2 separate regions of the Homo sapiens genome follow, and region 1 is linked to region 2. Evidence: read pairs that join two places in POLR2A ChIA-PET (ENCODE). Cell type or tissue: Panc1. All regions are shown on one strand. Each heading gives the region's core, and the rest is flanking DNA. Links, peaks and the distances in the headings are about the cores only. Region 1 has its middle 17 kb from the start of ARHGAP24. Region 2 overlaps ARHGAP24 (Rho GTPase activating protein 24).

What was found. Peaks named below come from ENCODE experiments on the same cell type or tissue, not always from the same donor. Only the 100,000 strongest peaks of a DNase experiment are listed, where the experiment ranks them.
Region 1: POLR2A ChIA-PET joins it to region 2 with 23 read pairs; 2 of 35 experiments call an interaction of 5 or more read pairs at or near these places.

Annotation. Positions count from the first base shown.
Region 1 is chr4:85,452,675-85,464,321 of GRCh38, forward strand. No RefSeq gene overlaps it. Among named protein-coding and RNA genes, the nearest start is that of ARHGAP24, 17 kb to the right of the region's middle. In Panc1, for the core only: no CTCF peak of the experiment used is centred there; no DNase peak of the experiment used is centred there.
Region 2 is chr4:85,532,223-85,543,869 of GRCh38, forward strand. The region is part of intron 1 of ARHGAP24 (Rho GTPase activating protein 24); the gene reads left to right. Among named protein-coding and RNA genes, the nearest start is that of ARHGAP24, 63 kb to the left of the region's middle. In Panc1, for the core only: no CTCF peak of the experiment used is centred there; no DNase peak of the experiment used is centred there; H3K27ac peaks cover 892 bases.

The sequences.
Region 1 (11,647 bases), core at 2,361-10,360, 78 kb before region 2:
TCCCAGTAAAAAAAGACTTTTGCCATAAACATCACAGGGATGTAACATCCTTGTTTCATAAGCAAATTATGCACCTCCAGGTATGCCACTCTTTTACACTGGTCAGCATCTTTCAGAGGAGAGGTCCCTGTCTTCCTCTCCCTCATGTTCCTGGAAGGGCCTAATACCTTGAACATCTGCACTGTGTCTCATTTTTATTCCTAAAGAGAGGAGATGTGTTAATAGCTATATAGAAAGAAAATTGTTTTCAGAAGGAGTTGAGAACAGAGCTGGAAAACGATAATGTCTTCCAGACCAGACCAACTTTTTGTCATTCAGGCAATCAGAACAGACATTTAGGATTAATGAGACAAGAGAGCTTTTCTCCGCCTGCCCCCTCCCCCCCAAATTTCTTATTCCCCTCTAGAGCTGATTTCTTTTAATAACATCTCTTCATACTTGAATTCCCAAGCAAGAGACCCATCTTAATATTTTTAAAAGTGAGCTTTCTCTATCAATCGGCTTATCTCACAATTTCTGACATCTGCCCTTCTCCTCCATCTATGATAATTTTAGATTGTTTGAACTCTTTTCTTCTCACAACCCTTTTGTCCTCATTTGCAACTATCCAAAATATCCTTAATACCTAATACCTACATCAATTCTCCATTGTTGAATTGGGATTCTGAATCCACTTAGTTGTATAAATACCCTTCTACCTTCTTGACTGTCTGCAGAACCCAGTCATTTGAACCTGTTTACAAATCCCTTGCCTTTGTTTCAATTTTTTCTTGTCAAGTAAAGTTCCCTTTATTTTACAAGTTTCAACTCTTTGCTGACTTTGGAGAGAAAATATGTGCCTATCATTCAGATCCAACCTGCATCATTCATGATTGTGAAGTTATTCTGATTTCACTGAATTAGTCTCACTTTACTCCTTGTTATGTTCTCTTTCTGACATTTTAAGTGATTTGGGGGAAGTTTTTTCCTGGCTATTTTAAAGTTTTAAGTTCTTGCCTTCTACGTGGGGCCAAACCCTCATTCTTAAGAGCCTCCTGTAATATTTTGTGGTCACAGTAACTCACAAGGGTAGCTGGTTCTCCCATTGATCTTTGCTATCGCTAAGACCTATCCATCTTCATTTATCAGATACATATAGCTAGTCTGTCTCCCGCCCCCTGAGAAAAAAGAATCAGTGGGATCCCAAGGAATAACCTAACAACATGATCATGCCACAGAATCTCCAGATACACAGTGTCTTCATCTTTCTATTTCTCTTTTGAAGTGGTTTTTGCTTTTTTCTCTCTCATCCTTTAATTTTTTAAGGCTTTTCTAAAATCTGTCTTTTTAGCTATCTTTTTATTTTCCCTTTCCTCGATAATGTTATATATGTCTTTGGGGGCTATTTTTAGGATGTCTACACATATTTGGTGTCAGATGAAGAAATGTTTGACTGGAAATGTCAGTTGAAAGAATTAGCCAGGATTCTTCCGTAGAGAGACAGTATTAGACTAGAACTTAGATGGGTTTTTGTTCTACACAAAACTGATCTGCTCAACTCAAAGTTGCAGTGTATTAAGAAGTAACTTCGGGAAGGGCACAGTGGTTCACACCTGTAATCCCAGCACTTTGGGAGGCTGAGGCAGGTGGATCAGCCTGGTCAACAGGCTGGTCAACAGGTGGATCAGGCTGAGGTCAGGAGTTCGAGACCAGCCTGGCCAACATGGTGAAACCCCGCCTCAACTAAAAATACAAAAATTATCTGGGCATGGTGGCAAGTGCCTGTAATCCCAGCTACTTAGGAGGCTGAGGCAGGAGAATTGCTTGAACCCGGGAGGCGGAAGTTGTAGTGAGCCAAGATCCTGCCATTGGACTCCAACCTGGGCAACAAGAGCAAAACTCCTCAAAAAAAGAAAAAAAGAGAAGGAAAATACAGGTTTTTTTTCCCTTTGATGCCTATGTTTATAATATTACAAACATAAATTACTATCTGGTACAGCAATACTATTCAGTATAGATTTTATTTTTTTAGGCACAGCAATAAAATAAGGCCCTGAGCTTATGTGCCTTTTGCTTTTTATCTTCCTTAACAGGATTTCTCAAACTTTCTCAAATCTGCTTATCCCTCCTTCCTTTCCCTTTTCTCACATAGCTTGCTACTTCTAATCTCCTGTAGGTGGAGAAATATTCAGGTAAATATTACATGTTAAATCATATTTACTAAGGTTCTCAGTGAGTGATCAGGAATGTAAATATAAGCTTTCATGCTAGAGTAACCCCTTTCCTGTTTATCCTGAAGTCTCAGTGATGATCTTGAGATCTCCAAGACAGCAGAAAATAGGGCATTTCTCTCACCTAAACCTGCCAAGAGAGCATTTGTATTAACCTGTAATGGTTAAAGAAGGTCTCCTATCTGTGCATTCTGAATAAATCCCCAAAATATTAGTGATGTGGACAGGAGGCATGGAAGTACTGGGTAGAAGAGGGCCGTCTCCAGTGAGGGCCACACTCTCAAGCCTGGGAATGTGGCCCAAAGTGAGAACATACATTATTATTTTCCTGTTCAAATGTTGCTTTTTGGCACCCCTCCACTCCCACCCCCTCATACCCATAAACACCCCAGGCTCCACTGGCAGAGGGGTGGCAGAGAAGCAGAGCAGCTGAGTGGCAGAGCAGAGCAGCAGAGAGGGAGAGAAGAGAAGCAGCTCGACGTCAGAGAGAAGCAGCTTGACTTCAGAGGGACGGCTTGATGGTGGGACTTCGGAGAATAGTTTGGCTAGCGATGGCCAAACTCCAGGGGAAGACCACCTCCCCACTTCATCCCCTTTCTAGCTCCCCATCCCACTGAGAGCCACTTCTACGGCTCAATAAAATCCTCCACATTCATCACCCCTCCATTCATTCATGCAACCTGATTCTTCCTAGATGCTGGACAAGAACTTGGGTACCAAGAGGGCAGCTGCAACAGATTGTCACCCTGACCCTCCACTGAGCTGTTAAACACTTAAGCCATCCATGGACAGCAAAGCTAAAAGAGTACACTGTAACACATGCCCTCTGGGGCTTCAGGGGTCATGGATACCCCCCTAGATGCTGCCGTGGGGCCACACAGAGTTCTACTCCTGCCAGTGCCCAGAAGCACTCATCCTGGCTCCTGCACCCCCCCACCTGTGTGCTCCCCCTCCCATGAGGGGTTGAGAGCTATGGCCTGAGTAAATGAGGCAACCCCTTTGCAAGTCCCACAAAGGGGTGAAGGGAACTATCTCATTTTATTAGTATTCTAACTTGTAGGCCTGGGAGAAAACTGAAATCCCACTCTTATAAACATATTTTTAATTTATAATTTTGGACTGCCTCCTATGTTCTATTATTTTCCTCAGCCTGGTCAACTGCTCCATTTAGAAAGGAATGAACAAAGTACACTCATTGGTGAGCCATTGGGTGAGGTGTGTTCAGAGCTCCTGCACCCTTGATCTAGGTGATGAAAGAAGCACTTTGTCAGAGAGACTGGCTTCCTAAGCCTTCCCTTTGCTGAGCAGGTAAATGGAAATATTAGAGAATGGCTGACAGAACAGAAACACTACTGGGAAGATCTTTCTTGGTGAGTAATGAAGCATGATTCTTTCTAAATGTCAAGGTTCCCCAAGCAGGTTGAACCAGAGCAAATGCTTTCAATGATCCTTTTCACATCCTGGCTTCTCTCCTTATAAAGAAAAAGTTATATATGTATGTGTGTGTGTATATATATATATATATATATATATATGTGTGTGTGTGTGTGTGTGTATGTGTGTATATATATACGTATATATGTGTGTATATATATATACGTATACACACACACACACACACACACACACACACAGTGATTGCTAAGCAAAGTCAAAAGGAGGAAGATGTGAGGCACAGAGGACTCAGATGTATGAAGTATTAGTGGCAGAATTTCCAAAAGCTCAAAATAGCAACAGCACAGCCAGAGCCCTCCTGGCTCTGTAAATTCCAACTATCACAGAGAACTGATTTTAGGAAACACATTTCTTTTCCCTCGCATCTCTCTGACTCAGGGGTACAAATATTCTCCTCCTCTGTTTACTCAGATATTAAAATGTTAATTTAAAAGTGGAGTGTCACACTGGTTTTGATATTAGTTTTTCTAAAGGAGAATCATGGTTTTTAATATCATTCCTTCCTTACATTGTAACTTTTTTGTTATTAATTGATATCGAGTGCTATAAGGTTCAAGGATTATCTAAAATTCCTCATTTTATTAATTTCATGTAGTATTTTTATCTGCTTGGTATTTAATTTTTAGATCTTATATATCTGCTCTGGCATTTTTTGCCATTAATGTAGAAGTAACTTGGCTCTGTTTTGTTTTAATGTGATCAGTTGCTATCTTTGATGCCTGAACAATCACCAACTGGACTAAAAAATTGCATTTAGACACTGCTCCACACAGGCAACTGAAGGCAAAGCCCAAGCCTTACAAGCTCATCAATATGACTGATAGTGAAAAGAGCAAGTTAATGTGATACTTTCAACATGCGTCACTTATAAACAATAACTATTGCTTGATTAATTAAAAACATATAAACTAAAATTCTTTGCCATCCTATTTGGTGAACTATGTTTTGTATTTCCACAGATTTTGTCTTAGAATGAGTGATCTTATCTGTATTAAACATTTTTAAATACATGCTATGCATATCAAGTAATGATCTTTGAAGGTTTCAGACTATTTGGGCCCCTAGTAGTGGCATAAAATTATAACGGATAATTTCAGAGCCATCATTTTAGGGGGAAAAAAGGCCTTAGGCTTTTTAAGACATTATGAATCTATGTTTTTGACACAGAAGCTAAAATAATTGTATGCTTTACAGACTTCCCCACTAGGTTGGGCTCATTGAGAGTAATATTGGTATCAGGAGTAGGAGCAGAGACATAGTCAAAATAAACACAAAATAAGTGGGGATCAGGAGGTGAACAAATAATTTTCTATCATTAGCTGGGGAAGTTCTTAGGGGACTTGTCAAGCCTAACCTACAGCTAGTCTTTAGGAAACTATGACCACCTTGGAAAATAGGAAAATTACTAAGTTGTTGTTTCAAAACATATTAGTCACTAACAACTTTGTGTTTATAGTTGAGATTTCACAAATGAAATTACTTCCCTCAGCCATATGACATTGTTTACTCTCTATTGGCTTCTGGCTTTATCCTTGCTTCTCGTTATTCAACTTTGATCCTCTATCTTTGCCAAATTCCCAGTAGTCTGACTTTTTCCAGTATTATCTCAACCCTGTCCCAGCTCTCCAGCATCTGTGTTATTAGTTCACCCGTTCCTGGCTTCCTCACCATCTGACTTCTTGGCCTAGACTCCTGAACTCTGAACCTTGTATTCTTCCAAATGGCCTCCTTCCCCAAGAGGGAAGACACTCTTATTTCCTAGGGAGAAAATAAGTGTTTGGCTCTGGTCTTTGTTTTCCAGTTTCTTCTCTTCTGAGGGTCACCAGCTGAAATACTTAGTGACTCACTCCTACCTGCATTTCTGTGCTGCCATGTTTTGGTCACACTGTCCACTGCGGTATGCATTAACTCTTTAGATCCTACATATTTCACACCAGTGTCATAAGAATTCTACACCCCTCTCTTCCATGAACAGGCTGTACTACACTCATGCATGATCTCAGTCAGCCAACGAATTAATGTTGGAGAGCCAGTTAAGCACTTACAGCTGTGTGGTAGGCATTTGGGGGCTCACAAGACAAATATTAATCTATCGATGTTGCTGGATTCAAGGGTACTTACTTTATTCTTGTTGAAACAAAAGTTAAATTTGTGTGAATGGACTGGCCTTTTTGTAAATAAACACATCCTGCACCACTCCAGCACATGAATAGAGAAAAGCTTCTAGAAGAAGTTCTCACAAAGGGACTACAATTTTGTCAGACTCTGACATTTTCTTAAAGTTGTCTTCTTGTCTATTACTTCTACCACTTTATCCTATGTCATGTTTCATTTTCTCCAGGCCAAAAATACAACAAAAATTCACTTCAGAACAGTACACATAGATTTTTAATCTCAAAATGTGTTATTAAATAGTAGGTAAAATAAAATGTTAATGAACAACAACCACCACTCCTAGCATCTCACTGCCTAGTTTGTCAATGGCGGAATGGGAGAAAGGGCAGAGAGGTTTTAAGAATATGTACATGTCAAGGAGGTTGTAAGTAATGAATGAAATTGGCCCAAGGCCAATTCTTTTTTTTTTCTTTAATAGGCCCTAGTGAGAAAAGTAGAAATTTTCAATTCAAAGGATGCTAGGAAAAGGAAAAAAAAAAAAAAAAAAAGACATAATCCAAGCTAAAATTCACATTGTAGAGCTACCTTTACCAAATAATCTTCTTAGGCTGGAACGTGTGTGCAGCCACCTTTACTAGTCTCTTCTCTCACTTCCTACCTGCCTTTTGGCCATGTGTTAGTCCTTGTTGATTTCTAGCTTTCTGGAATCTATCAATGTGAACAACATTCTCCTTCAAAGAACAGACAACTGGTAAAATCAAGCCTTTTCCTATGTTAAGTCTTCCTAGCATATCTCAGGTACATAGGGAACTTCACTTCAAATTGCCCTTCACAAGGTCTTGCCCAACTTTACAACTGATTTATATATAACAAGTATTAAATAGTGTAATACTTTATCACTTCCTGGATTAGGTTTTCAGTCCTAACTCTCCAAAAAACTTACCAAAAAGTTTTTTTTTTGGATGGGTCTAAAATTCACCACAAAAATATGCAATATACAGTGTTAATGTCTATTTATTGAAGTCTGCATATGCAGATAATGATGCTGGAATATTGTGAAAGGTAGTCTAGCCTTCATTGACATCCCTTTTATTAGCTATTCACAAAATCAGTAGCTACTAAAGCATTTTCTTTTATAGGCTGCTTGATCATTATCCCCATCCTAGTCAGAAAATATCTTGGCCATAATGGTCTTCTACCTTCAAGGACTCAATCTCTAGCAACTGTTTCTAGGCTAACACTGAGAGTTTCAGAATAAAAGTAGGGGAGAAAACTGTCCCTTTCTCAGTTCATGGCAGGGACTAGACATCAGTTCTGCCTGCTTGCTCCTTACTCCTACAATTCACATACCCCTTGGTGGTTTACTCTTTCTTGGTCCTTTGACCACATGGGCCTAGCTGCTAAATCAACTTGTAAGGATCTCCTGGGTGCTTTTTGTTTGCATGGACTTTGAGCTTCTTGCTGCTGCCTGCTGTTGGATGTTTACCTACTTGAATTTGGACTCACCTGCTACCCACCTTTCTTGTCCACGTGGAGACTGCTTCCTGCTCTGAAAGCCCTACTCCTTGATCTACTGTTACTCATGAGTGAAGAGAGTAAGTTGCTTTTCAGGAGACTAAATGTCAGGATTGTTTGCCTGCAATTACTGTATCCTCTCCAAGAGAATCCTCATAAAATCCAGTCTCTTCCTAGTGTAGCTGCCTTGCTTCAGTTTTCTCTATGGTGCTTCAACAGGTTCATCATGTCAATTTCAGTCTTTATATGCCTATTTCAAAAATCTTGAAATGAGGTTTACTTATTTTGGTATGAAAAGACTGATTGCCATTCAATAACTCATTACTGATTGGGTCATTATTGGTAATAAGGAGTAGAGCTTAAGGGTTTTCTGAACAAACAAAACAAAACAAAAAACTAGAAATAAAGTACAGTGTAGTTGATATCCATGACAGCCATTCCCCAATTGGGAGAAGCTTGATGGCTATTTCTAAATTAATTTGGAGAAGTTGGAAGAGAACATGGACTAGAGGAAAAAACACTGCAGTGGGTGTTAGACAGATATAGATCCCCATCCCAGAACTGCTGCTCACTCCCTAAGAAACTTTGGGCATGTCGTTTAATATAATATCTCTGAATTTCAGTTTCTTCCAAATTCCATACTATTAAGAATCAAGTGAGACAGTGTATATAAAGGGTGTAGCACAATACTTAGATCAAAGTAGGTCCTTAATAAATGCTAGTAACCCATGTTCTCTCCAATGAGATGCACCGTTCTTTACACCACCATTGTTTTACACACAGATTTTATTACATTAGCCTTTTAAACACTTCAGTATCTTGGAATGAAGTAAACTTCTTAGCAGGGCCACAATATCTGATTTTACCCATTAAGGTTCCTAAAACATGATGGTTTACATGTTCATGAGAGTATTTCCTACTACCCGCCATGTACCTTTAGTTTTTCGGAAGAACACTTTTTGTCGTGTTGTCTCTATTGCCTATTTACAAGTTTAGAGTTGAAAGATTTTCCATGTAGATGGTAGCATAAGGTCACATAATAACTGAGCGAAATCTTGAGCAGCTGGTCCATTTTTCTGCTGGATGGATAAAAGTTGGGGGCTGTAAAAAGAAGGCCTTCACTAGATCTCAAAGGGAGGGCCTAAGAAGAATTCTCTGAACACACAGTCTACATTGTTTACTGGGATAGAGACTGCACTATCAATGGCCTCAGTTCCCATGCAGTTCCTGTGTGGGAGTGGTAGACATGCTCCCTTAGTGCAGTTCTGGCCATCTCTAGATAATGACCCTGCCCAAGTCTATGTTTCGCTCTAGGTCTCACCCCTTTGTTTCTCATTCTCTCTTGTACCACATCCCCTTTATCTGCTGTATTTCTCCACATTGGAGAATTCTTTCCAGATCAGAATTAAAAGCTATCTCTAAATCACAGTGATGGTTCCCCAGTCTATTGTCTACGCTTACTAGTCTTTCTTTCTTTCTTTCTTTCTTTCTTTCTTTCTTTTTCTTTCTTTTTTTTTTTTTTTTTTTTTTTGAGATGGAGTTTTGCTCTTGTTGCCTAGGCTGGAGTGTAGTGGCATGATCTCATCTCACTGCAACCTCCACCTTCTGGTTTCAAGTGATTCTCCTGCCTCAGCCTCCTGAGTAGCTGGGATTACAGGTGTCTGCCACCACACCCGGCTAATTTTTGTATTTTTAGTAGAGATGGGGTTTCACCATGTTGACTAGGCTGGTCTCAAACTCCTGACCTCGTGATCTGTCCGCCATGGCCTCCCAAAGTGCTGGGATTATAGGTGTAAGCCACCACGCCCAGCCCTATGTTTACTAGACTTTCTATTACCATTGATGGTACGGTCTCCATCCCAGTAAACAATATATCCTGTCATTCAGAGTCACAGGCTTTTGAACCTATTTTTTGGTGGTAGTTGTTTCGTTGTTTCCCCTGGACCATCCTCGACCTGACGCAAATGAACTCAAAGATTAAAGACACAGGAAGAATGGAACACGAGAAAAAAAGAATACCTTGGTTAATATTTTGAGGACAGTATCCCATCATGTAAGTATAATTCTATCACACAGAAATGTTCTAGGACCTATCCACCACGTGAACAATATCTATATGTGAAAATATTGTTAGGAAAGTAGGACCAGCTGCTGCAGGGAACCACCAGGGGAGACGGCTTCCCATCATCCTATTCACATAACCACTAAGCAATGGAACCAAGGACTCCTACAGCTATGAGCTGGGCAGCCGAGAATCTGGAGCTACCTAGAGCACTGCAAATCTTCAGAGATCCTGCTCCATTCTGGGCTTGCTTCCTATCTTGTTTTCCTATTGTCTCTTGAGCTTTTCTTTGTTTTTAGAACCACTAGTAGCCCTTTCCTTTTAGCAAGGATTGATCTTCTTCCATGTTGACTGTGACTAAACAAAGTCTCTGCAGCTTTGGCCTGTATCTCCTGTCTCTGAAACTAACCCATAGCTTCTTTTTAAGAAAAAAAAAATGGGGACAGACAAGGGAAAATCACTTTTCAGGTCTAATTCTGAAACTTGCCACTATTCGGTCTCAGGGAAGAATCTGTGTTTTAGTCTTAAATCATTGGAACTCACTTCTGAAATTAGACACTTGAGTTGAGAATTACATTCCTTTCCATTGCTCACACAAGGATTTAGGCATATAACAGACTGCACTGAGATGTGCCCTCATTTAGGAGAGAATATACAGTCAGTTTATATCAGGAAAGCCATCCTAGGCATTCTGTCCCAGAAGCCAGAGCAGGCATTCTGATGTGGAGACAGGGAGCCTCTGAGGGAGGCACAAAAAGGAGGAGAGGAGATAGGACAAGGCCTGTGTAAGAGGGAACTGCCATCCCTTTTCCTCTGTCCTCAGCAACCCTTGCCTAGCTCTACAAATCCAACCGTGGGTTATTTCTGGACTATTGTTAAAACGGGGATGAGTGGTGGGGAGAAGATAAAATGGGAGAGTAGAGGAATTCCAGGGATGGGATGGGAAATTCAATCACCATTTGGTTAGTTAAGTTGTGCATGAGTCATTTGTATATATATTAGGAACTACCTGGAAGATTGGACAGCATTTCGTTTTCTTGAATTAGGTAGAACTGATACCTGAGTGAACTTGCCAGCTTCCCAAAGAACATCTTCCTAATTTTTGTCTTTGAAATCTCTGTCTTTCTCAGCATTTTCCACAAGTGTTCATACTGACTGTGTTGACCACTTGGTGTTTATGTGATCAATGCTAGATTTGGTTCTATAATGTCTTTTCTGGAGCCTCATGAAGGTCAAGGTCTCAGAGAGCATTTAGAGAATGAAAGAAATGGTCATTTTCTATAAGTTAAGGTAGCAAGACTTTAAGGAAAATCTCCTAGGATTGAATGGTTGGAATCAAGTATGTTCCATGCTTCAGGCACTGTGCTTCTCAGTTCACATGCAATAATTCATTCTATGTTCAGAATAATCCCATGAGGTAACATCATGACACCAATGACTCCCAGCTACAGAAGACACTTATGAAATGAATGGGGAGACAATGGGAGACATCTGAAAAGAAAATCTCTCGTGGGAAGAATGCCAATTAAACAGAACAATGAGACTGAATTCATTATTAGAATACCTACAGAATACATGTAGAATAGGGCATATATACAAATATGCATATATATACGTATGTGTATATATATGTGTATATATATACGTATGTGTATATATGTGTATATATATGTATGTGTATATATATGTGTATATATATGTATGTGTATATATATATGTATGTGTGTGTGTGTGTATATATATATATATATATATATATATGGAGAGAGAGAGAGAGAGAGAGAGAGAGAGAGAGAGAGAGAGAGGTCAGGGGGGTTCAGCCAGCAAGTGAAAAATATAATTTGAAGAAACTGGTGCCAAACAACCAAAAAATAAGAACAAAAGACAAATCATCAGTGCACAGCTATAGATCTTATGGAATAGGTGGGTCTGATTCCTGTTGGGAGTTTCTAGGAAGTTGATTAGCATTGATGACATTTTTGCAGGGTTTTATACCTGCCTCTTGGTCCCACCCTTTGCAACTCCATTAAGTGGAGCAGATTCTGGTATGTGTAGTTTTCTAGGACTCATGAAATCATAATGTTAATAGTAATATCCAAATTGTATTGTATATTGAACTATGAGATTTGAGCACTTCTGTTTTTAAACAATCCTCATTTTCTCCAAAGGATCTAAAATGCCTGGCAGTTTTATGAATATATTATAAAGTAATTGAACCTCTGTGCTTATAATATGCAAACATCAATGTACACGTTATTCATGCCATAGCCCTTGTGTGCTGTGATATGAA
Region 2 (11,647 bases), core at 1,306-9,305:
TTGTGATTGATAGTGTTTTACTTAGACTTCTGGTGGGAAAATAGAATTACTCTAGATGGCTTAAATGTAGTGACTTCAAGGAATGAATTCCTTATCAGGACAGAGAAAAGCAGAGAATGATCCTATAGGAGTGAGGGCTGTGGATGGCCAATGGAGAATAATTAACACAAATACTCATAGTGAGAATTGTATAATTAATTTCTGAACATTATTTTTAATCTCTACAATTATGTCTCTTTCTATATAATGCTCTTCAGATAAAGAGTACATGGTACAATTGGAGATTAAAATTGGTATTGTACAGCCATCATTCTTTTTCAACAATTTGACCATACAGAATTTAATCTCCCCATTTAAGATTATATAATATTTGATACCAACTATTATGTTTTGTGATCTTTGAAAGAGGAAACCACAAATGTTATGATCATACCGTGAACATTCGAGCAGTTATCATCTGACAATAGTTGTTTTTACCAGTTTATTATTTACCATGCACATTCTGCCATTTCATGATCTTGCTGCATGAAAACAAACTCTGTTCTATGACCATTCTAATCCTGTCACTGCTAGGAAGTCACAGCAAATCCTTAATGTATAAACTGCTTTTATACTGTCCACTGCTTTTTGTCAGTGATGGAAAGCTTCTGAGTTCCTTAGTTCATTCTATTCACTGATCAATGCAGCTCTCAATAGGCAAAAGCCAATTCTGTCAACAAACTGTGCTGACTTGGGAGAAGAAACCTGTCTGCTAAGACCATGGGGTGACACCTGGAACAAAGTCATCTTCAAGGACATCTTCAAGGCTGTTAGTTTTACTTTCAACGTATGAGAGGTCATAAAAGCCTAAATAGATTGTTGTAGGGGACATTCTGAGATAAAATATATAGTGGGAATATTTGGTGGAGAGTTTAAAAAGACAAGTGGCTACTCATTATGTAAGTCTGCAGGCTTATGGTGATAAACCTCAAGGGAAATGTTTCCTATCAATTGAAAAACCTCTGTATAAACTTTGGGACATCATCTTGAAGGAGGGGACAGTTTATCTTTCTGTAATTGTTGTTAATTTTGTCCATAAAGAAATCTCCTAGTTTTCAAGCTAGATAAGTATACTTTGGTGAAATGCATCCAATATTTTTTAGACATTTGCCTTTTTATTATTTTTACTTTTGATCTTAAACTTACATTATTCTGTCAGTCAAATTATATTGTCTTTATAGTCTATTTTACTTGACATGCATTCAGCAATCAAAGTATGGATGAAAATATTGTCTAATATGAATTCTCTCATATTCCATGCCTTTGGGAATGTAGTTTAAAGTGTTTCATTAGCTTTAGAGGCTGAAGCATTCTGCGTGCTTTATAGCATACAGTAAGGGGTATTCTCCCTCACAGCTTGCAATGTAACTTTGGATTATAGGGTACTCTTTATATAATCTGAAATATATCTTTCAGTCTCTGTGTCAGTTGCCACAGAAAAAAATAAAGATGCTATCACTAACATAATTTTGTTATTACAAATATGATTATTATATAATTACATATTTTTGTAATTATCAAATTTGTATACATTCAAATGTAATAAGATCCCACTAAACATACTAAAATATATTATGGTAATCATTAATTTAAAACTCCTAGAAAGATTCTAACAAAATAACTAGCCTATGTTAAGTCACTCTCTTCGAAAAGATGACTTATAGGAACATTTTAAGTTTATCAAAGACACTTTTTCCCAGGATAACATTGATCTTAGCTGAATCTGCACATGAAAAGCTCAGCAGTTAGGGAATAAGAAATCCACAAGTCCTGGATGAAGAAATGAGTAGCATAATGATCTGATGTACATGGGCCCAGTCTAGGGAAGCTGGTGAAGCAGCTAACACTAGAAGGGAGGCTATCACAGAGGAGATGGCTAAGTTTACATCTCTATCTGTATCTATTCCTCTATTATCAGCTATAAAAATGAGAAGTATTACCAGTAAGGAAAGGCAAGTTTTGGGTAACTTGAAAAAGATCTCAAAGAAATAAAGAAAAATAAGGATTATTGAGTGCCCTCTGTTCCTTTGACACTTGATCCTCCCGTTTCCTGCAAGTCACATGACAATGAGCAAGTTTGGTTTTACTAACTGAAAGATTGTAACTAACTTCTGTAAGACTGCAGGAAGAAGCTAGAAAGTGGCTGGGCTGGCATTCTCACCAGGTCTCCCCTTTCGCCGCCTGCTCCAGCAGAAGGAATGTGGTGGCAATAACCAATGGAGCCTGTGAGTGACATGTTTGCCTGGCCACAGTGAGGCTGTTGGCTTGTTGGTTGGGGGAGAAGGCAGTTGGAGAAGATGAAGTGGGGTGGAAATAAATGTGGGTTAAAAGAAGGAAAAATTGATAAAGGTCTTAGAACTCAGCAGCAGCTGAGTGAAATATGAAATAGAGGGTAGCAAGCTAGTCCCCACATTGCCATATTGTTCTAATTCTTACCTGTGCATAATATTATTTGTTCAAAGCCTCTAGTTGCCTATTTCAGACAGACGCTTCGTCACCAGGATCATTCCTTATGACTTCTCTAACCTAATGGAAGTGGAAGTCACTAGCAGTGGCCTCAAGGCAGTCGGTGAAAGTGACTGAATAGGTGAACATGCTTGCTCTATCTCCAACTCAAAAGACACCTGGCTAAGGTCCGTTGGGCTTCTGTTGACCATATTTACAGTAAAAAAAAAAAAAAAAAGAAAGAAAACAGAAACAAAAACAAAAACAAAACTTTCCTAAAGCTGTGTATTTAATTAAGTGGGTTTGAATGTCCCTCAAGATAAAGAGTTGAAGTATATGAAACATACATAGTCCAACTCAAACTCTAAATATGTTATTTCCTTGATTCAAATGTAAAAGCTCAGTTTTAGATACTGATAGATTTTCCAATGCACAAAGATGCATTTTTGTACCCCTATTCATTTATTTATAGTTTTAATAGATAGTAAATAAATCACACCTTTTTTGTTAAAGAAAAGAAAGTTTTTTAAAAAGCTGGAGTCAAAGTGGTCATTATACCCAAAATTGCTCCTCACTATTTCAAGCTAGACACAAAGTATCCTACTTATATATGAAGACCACACATTCAACTGGATAACATACAACTACTAATTGAAATGTGGGAATCAGATATGTATGGTAAAAATTTAAGAATGTAGAAGTTGGCACTTACAATGTTATTGGTAGTACACAAATTAAAGTTCCGAAGAGCTCAGGGAGGTCTAGAGATAGAAAAAGTACCCAGGTCATCCCATTTGTCAATTCTGGTGATGAATAAAACAAAGGAAGTCATAAAAACGCAGAATAAGGGATGTGATTTGGTTATGGTGAATAATCATTTCCAAAGCAAATGTTGTCCCATCTGAATCACATAGCCCATCCTATTGGCCATCAAATTCTTCTCAACCTTCTTTCCCTCTTCTGCACTCTAACAAAGAGACTACGGTGGAGTTTATAGAAGCTTCTACAACGTGGTTTTGTTGTATATAGATGTGTATGTATGTCTATGAATATGTCTCCCCCCTATCTAGTTTTAGAAACCGGTATTCCTAAGTTATGGCTTTATTTTCTTCACTATTGATGTTCTTGGAAGAGTAAAATTGCTAGTTCATTCTCATTAGTCACTGTTTTTTCATTTCTCTTTCAATTCTCTGAAGCTCTTCTGAATGTCAAAAACATGAGGGCTCCATTTTAGTATCCCTAGTTGTTGATTGCCTGTGTCTCGTGACGTTTATTGTGACAGGTATACCATGACTTAGTTTACATCGCTGGTGTTTAACTTCCACCTGTGTTCCATTCATTCAACAAATTTGACAGCAGTATTTATTGACTGCCTTTAATGTGTCAGACACTGTTTCAGTTGAGTGATATAATCAGAATCCTTACTCCAGTACAAAAAAAAAAGGACATGCTAATTACTCTCAGAGAACCTAGGATCAACTTACATGACTAGACACTAATAAAGAACCACACAAATGAATATAAAACTATATTTGTGGCAAGTGCCACAAAAGAGAAGAATGTGGTGCTATGAACACATAAACCCTTCTTCTCAGGGAGGTCAAAAACCACTTCTGTGAGAAAGGTAATGTTTCAGCCTTGTTTGCTTCTCAGTTATTTGATAAACTTGTGAATCACTTTATCACCTATAAATGATTTTCTTTTCAGATGACTATTGGAATAGTGAGTAATATATACTATTTTTACTGTCCTTACCACTTATCTTTGACTTTGTTTTAAAGTCTTTTCCAAAAAAGTTATACACTTTTTTATCACTCATTCAAACTCTAATTAATACATCTACCTAATTTTAATAAATGGCTGTTGGAGTGATTTAACTGGTAAACAAAAGGTATAGAGGCTTTTGATCAGAATGAAAGCAGTGTTCAGACAACAAAAATTACAGGGATTTTGCTAAATAATAATAGCATATATGACAGGCAGTATTTATAATAGATACATTTTGTGAACTTAATTATACATCTTTCGGGGAGATAGAGAAAAGTGAGGAAGAATTGTCTTTTGCTAAAACTGTTAATGATAAATTCTCATTAGGTAAGTTAGGTGATTTGAAGAATGGTACCTTTGTGTATGAGAGTATTTATAGATATGTAGCAATAAAAGCATATCAACATTTTAGGTCATAGGTGATTTTATACAGTGCTTTATCAAAGACCAATATTCAAAGGCACAACAATTTATTGCATTTCTACTGTGGACAATATGGGAGACCTTGGTATTCTAAGCACATGTTGTGAGGAAAATCCTCATTATTTTTCTCAATTTATTCAAGGGAATATTAATTCAGAGAAGGAAAATCATCATTACTGAGGACTACAGTATGTTAGATGCTCTATATTCTACTGGTGTTTTTTTCCATAGTCTCCTTATCATTCACACTTCAATCAATGGACAAGCACCTATTGAGCACCTGCTTTATATTCAATTCTGGGCTGTACACGAAGGAATTATAAGACACGATTCTTGACCTTGAGAGGTTTTCCATCTGGTTCGTAAGATAAGGCTTAGACCTAAGACTCAATTAGAGAAAAACACATTGACTATTGATGCAAGGTCTCTCCTCTTGTGCTCAGCCATTTATATTCCAACATTCTTTCTTTTCCTTTCTTGATTATTGACTCTGGTCCCAGGCAGAAGGTCTATATTTTGAGCAGTAGAAATGCAGGATTCTAGTATGAAGGAATGTTAGCAAAAACAATGCAGCTGTAAAAATCCATATAAAGCTAGCAGATTCCTGTAGGGAAAAGTAATTTCTTCCTGCTAAATTTTGAAAATTTTCCTAGGGTAAGGTATGTTCTCATACAAAAAAAAAGAGTATTGCCTATTTGAGTTTTTAAATTCTTCTTTTGTCTGTTGGCATTTGAAATTATAGAAAACTTTCTTAAGGATTGGAATGAACTCCTGGCATCACTAAGTAAGCTTTGCTACAAACGGCAATGCTATCTGGCCATTAGTGGCCAGCATACCACTAAAGGAAAATATTTTAATTATTGCAGATTGCCCCTAGAGACTGATTTACATTTTGGGAATTGGAAAGCTTAAAAGCAGTCATTCAAATGTATTCAGAGAAAGCCCAGATATGGTGCGTACAAGTCATCTAACATATTCTCAACCTTTCACTTGTATATTGGTGTCAGGGTTTTTCTGACCTTGATGGAAAGATACTTCTTTAAAGGTACAGATATGTATACCAAGGCTGAAGTATGACTTGATAATTTAGGGAAGATGTACACTTAGTGAACAAATTTAGCAATCCAAGAAAAAAAAAAACAATCATTGGTGCCACTTTGGGAGAAAGCCACTTATGCTTTACCCTGGTAATCATTAATAGTTAGGGAGGGGTAACCAAATAACATCTTCACAGGTTTCTCCTTTCTAGGATTTTGAGGTATGAAGTGAGATAAGAAACAAGGGGTAATTTAAACACTCAGATCTGAAATATTTGCTCAACAGTTTTAATATCAGGGCTCAAGAAAGGAAGTAGAAAATTATTACTTCCTTTTTGCAAATAAATCTGCCTATAAAAGACTCTTAAATGAGCAATGTATTTTGAGTACACCGTAGTTATATGTTGATTATTTTTATTTTACTATTTTGACTTTATATTAGGTTAAATTATATGATATTGCAATTTTTGCATGCAAAACCCTATAATATAATGGCAATTTGGTGGGGTTCAACCTCATCAGTAAGCTGTGAGGGAAAGGCAACTATACTTATTATGGTGTGCAATGGCCTCCAAGTGCCCCTCTGTAAGACACAGGATGGTCAGTAAAGCCCCATCCACTGAACTGTGTATTCTCTACTGGTATAATTGTGTCTCCACGCACCTATTTGACTTGTAATTGAACTACTACCTAAAAATATTTTGAACTCTCTTACCATGACTCATTGACTTTGAGAATTCTACCAAAGAAGAGTAAGTATTTGATTTTATGTTTGAGGGTATAGTTACCATGACATAACAAAGACTTTTGAGATCTTGGTATCAGTATAGAGATGTGTATACCTATTCAGTTATTGGAAATAATCAAACTCAACAAATTTTGATTTCTATCAGTCATCAATAGCTTCTGAGCTTATAAGAGAAAGTTGATTTTATTATACAATGATAAAGGGCCAATATTGTAAATATTGGCATTCCAATTTACTTTACATTACTAATGACATTTGGGTCCTGATGGATTTTGCAAAGAATTCGTTTCCACTTTTCTGCTAATGTACATTTAATTAATACTGTCATTGAATTCACAGACAGTTGTGGGAATGTGTAAATGGTAAATATATCATGGAATATGAGAGGTTTTTTTACACAATGAGAAAGTCTCGGCTCCTGAATATAAAGCTTTGCACAGTCTCTAAGATCTGAACCAAAACGATTTGGTTTATCTATACAGCAAAGCTACAAACACAAAGCTACAAGATGGTATTTTTGTTAGGAATGAAGATAAAATGGTTTCCTATATGTTCCATTTAGCAAATGAGAGAATTACTTTCCTTCCTTCCAAGTCTTTACTAGAGAAATAAAAGGTAACATAAAGAGATGTATGAGTAAGGCAAACTTTTTAAACTTGCAATTTTTTTTGTACTAAGCTGACAAACCATTTTACTGCTTAATTTAGATCCACTGTCTTACTTTTTCAAACAACATTTTAATGTGAGTTAAGAGAATTATTTAACACACATTAAAATGTTGTTTGAAGAAATAAATGGTCATAATCTATAAAACAAATTTGAAAAATCATATCAAAGTACATATTGAGAAGAAAGTGTTTGAAATTCTGTTATTATAGAAAATAAACTGTAATTTTGCTTTTTAGGCTTTTCTAGGCTAAATTACCATCTAATAGATACCAGGTAGTTTTACTAAATTTAAATTGCTTAAGTGAAAGGAAAATTGAAAAAAAGCCTTTGCAACTTTCAAATTTGAAACACTTTTTCTGATGTCTTTATTCTGAAGATTTGAAAAGTATTGTGTTTCTGAAGGAGTGACAGAACTAGGTTTACAATATGGAAAATAATGACTTTTAAAATGACCTTCACTTTGGGAGGCTGAGGTGGGTGGATCACCTGAGGTCAGGAGTTTGCGACCAGCCTGCCAACATTGTGAACCCGCATCTCTACAAAAATTAGCTGGGTGTGGTGGCGGGTTCCTGTAGTCCCAGCAACTTGGGAGGCTGAGGCAGGAGAATCGCTTGAACCCAGGAGGCAGAGGTTGCAGTGAGCAGAGATTGTGCGACTGCACTCCAGCCTAGGCAATGGAGTAAGCCTCTGTCTAAAAATAAATAAATACATAATAAAATAAAATAAATAAAAATAAAAATAAACACCTTATTTTTACTAGCATGAGTTTTTATTTTTAAACCACTCATCACATTATTAAAATTAATCTCCATCAAAATAATTTAGTGTTTAGAGGATTTATTTTTAAAAATAAAAATTTTTTATGGCTCCTTGAAATATCATATCAATATTTATAAATAAACACAAATAAAATTTTTAAAAATCTAATGTAGTGGTATTTCAAATCAATATTCAATAAGGAAGAATACCCAGAGGCCTATTTTAAACATCGCCAATAATTCAATGTGACCAATCTTCTGATGCACCTACTAAGAATACTCAGTTGGCTAATTTCTTCTCAGTAGTCAGCAAGATAGATGAATACAATAAAATCCTTGCCCTTGAGATGATACCAGTCTAGAAGTTATAAGCAGCTATAAGCAGCATATGTTTCTATCAATTTTATTGGAGCATAGTTTACTACAACATGTATATACATAATTTACATACAGTTTATGTATACATTAAGTGTACAGTCTGATGAGTTTTGACAAATATATATACCCTTGTAACAATCACCTTATACAAAATATAAAATATTTTCTTCACGCCAGAAATTTTCCTTGTATTTATAATCACATCTGGCTCCATGCAATAACTCTTCTGATTTTTTCCCCACCATAGACTAGTTTTGCCTATTTCAGAATGCTATATGAATGAAAATATATAATTATTAGCAAACAATTCTCCATGAGTCTTATAAAATTCTGCTTGTCTTGTTAGCAGAGGCACTGCTTTTGCTTAGAAGTATTTTTTTACAGGTGTTTGTATAGTGAACAGCCTTGGAAGCTAAAGATGTCTTACTCCTTACAAAAGGGAAGGTTTGTTACTGTGCAGTTTACTAAAGATAATGTGTCCCTCTGGGCTTAATATATATTATAATAGATTTAGGTTCCCAAAACTGTAGGTTTCTTGCCTGTAACACAATCCGGTATTTGTGCAGGTGTGATACTTTCACTGATCCTATTGCTGTGAATAACAGTCCTCCGTTTTTGACCCAGGAGTCTTGTGTCTTCTGCTAGCATCCATGACCTTTTTTTTTTTTTTTTTTTTTTTTTTTTTGAGACGGAGTCTCGCTCTGTCGCCCAGGCTGGAGTGCAGTGGCGGTATCTCGGCTCACTGCAAGCTCCGCCTCCCGGGTTCACGCCATTCTCCTGCCTCAGCCTCCCAAGTAGCTGGGACTACAGGCGCCCGCCACTACGCCCGGCTAATTTTTTGTATTTTTAGTAGAGACGGGGTTTCACCATTTTAGCCGGGATGGTCTTGATCTCCTGACCTCGTGATCCGCCCGCCTCGGCCTCCCAAAGTGCTGGGATTACAGGCGTGAGCCACCGCGCCCGGCCCATCCATGACCTTTAATAACTTGCTCATTGGGTAAAATCCCAGATCCTTCACAATTCTTGACAACAATATATATTTTTTTGTGTCTAGCGTCTTTAGCTTAACATAATTTTTTGAAAATAATCCATATTATTTCAAAAATTAGTAATCAGTTCCTTTTCATTGCTGAGTTGTACCAATTGCATGATGATATCATAGTTTATTCATTCAATTCTTGATAGATATTTGGGTTGATAACAGGCTAGAAGTCAAGATCAGCACATTTTCTAAGTAGTAATTATATCACGTAATCACTGAAACAATAGAGATACTTATAAAATGCCATAAAAAAACAGAAGAAGGAGTGATTAATTATGCAGAAGAAAACTTCACAGGTGGGTTGACGTTTGAGTTGGACCTCAAACAATGAGCTTTTATTCTTCACGATAGTGTGGAAGGCCTGACCTAGTACACTATTAGAAAGAAATTAGAATTTTACCCAAATTTCTAGACTTAGAGTTTTATATATGTATTCCTATGCATAAGTATTTTAAAATAGTGCTTCTCCTTCAAAAAGCTTACAGGAGTTATGCTTCATTTGAAAGTAAAGAGGTGACCCTTCTATAAGCATCTTAAAACCTTTAACTCTTCCTTCATCAGGTCATCAGCATGCGTCAGTCACCAGTGGCTCAATAAAATTTTGAGGTGTTAGTGGGGTGCAGTCCACTCTCCTCAATGCTTAATTTAATGAATTATTAATTTAATTAATATGGCTTGTGTATGCTTTCCTAATCTTATGTAGCGTATAAGTAAGAATATCCTTGGGAAATGCTGCTATTTTTATTGATATACAACCTATAATTGAAGTAAGTGTACTTGTTTGTTAACTATAGCTTCAAAGCAAGTTTTTTGAATCTCTGGTCCACCTTGCAAGCAGAAAGCTGTCCTGCAGAGCCTCTGATGTAGGAATTCTCTTGTAGCTACTGCCTAGCGCATGGTCCCATCTTTCTCCTCTCAGTCCCCTTGCCACAGGCCAGCCCTGTTTCAAATGACTCTGTTGGCGGTAGGAAATCTATTTCTGTGCAGTTTGACTAATCAGAATGCATGAATCTATGCTTTTCATATGTATGCTTTTCAGATAAAATATTTGAATAAAATGGTCTCCCTTAGGGACAGTCATGCTTAGAGCTAACTATATATTCAATATTAAAGGGGGAAATAAAACAAAAGAAATAAAGACATTAAAGAGATAAAAGTAGCATGTATGAAATAATTAATGACTAGTTAAATTTCTGACAATGAATACAGTGTATTAATAGGTAATTGAGAGACATATTGATAGTGGTTGAGTGTAGAATTTTGGAACCAAACTGCTTGGCTTGAATTCTGGTTCTATTCTTTTACTAGCTGTGTGAACTTGCATGAGTTACTTAGTTGTTTTGGACCATCTGTGAAATAGGGATGATAATAATAGCATCTATTTAACGGGGTTATTGTGAGGATTATGTGAGTTATATGTATTAAGCACTTACAACATTGCCTGGTCCATAGTAAATAATATATAACGTTTGCTCTTGAAGCTGCTGCTAACGATGCTGCTGCTAATTTTAGCTGTAGTAAGTTCCAATAAGAAAGAGGCAAGGACGAGCACTGCATATTTGGGTTACATGGAATAGACAGATTTGGAAGACTCCCTCATAGGGCACTTACTGGAGGAAAATAATGAACAATAAATTGGAAAGGTATATTGGGCTAGATTATGACACCTTGAACATGAGACTAAGTTTGAACATGGCATGCTCTGCATTTGGCAGCTATTGAAAGTTTTGGATTATATAAAACACATGTTTCAGAAGTATCGGCCTGGTGATAGTACTGAGAGGTGAGCCTCTAGAAGCTCTAAAACTGGGAAGAACAATGAAGTCATCATTTAGATGTGAGGCAAAGGGCTGGCAGTGAAGGGTGGACAAAGCTGGTTAGCATGGAGGGAATGCGGAGGACAGACTAAAGAAATGTTTTGGTTGTGGGAGCGGGAAGAATGACATCTTCTACTGTTGGTATAGTTGGGAAAGGTGAAATGATGATTGAATCCAGGTTATTTAGCATTCTGTGAATGATAAAACTACTACTAACTGATTTTATAGTATTACAAGATTCTGAATGGCTTCTGAATCTTAAATCAAGCCTGAATTGTGTTTATGATAGTGTTAATAATATGATTATTTTTTCTAATTAATTGGAAATTGGCTACTTGTTTATGTTATGTAAGACGACATCACTAGTCTTCATATTTGATTGATCTGAATGTTACATTCCATAGCCGTGTTAGGAAGCAGAATTTTTTTCCTATAATCCTTAAAATATGTTTTATTTTTCTTTTCACTTGAAGGTTGTAATTTGAGTTAGTAGTTAGTAGTAGTTTTAGTAGTAGTCGTAGTAG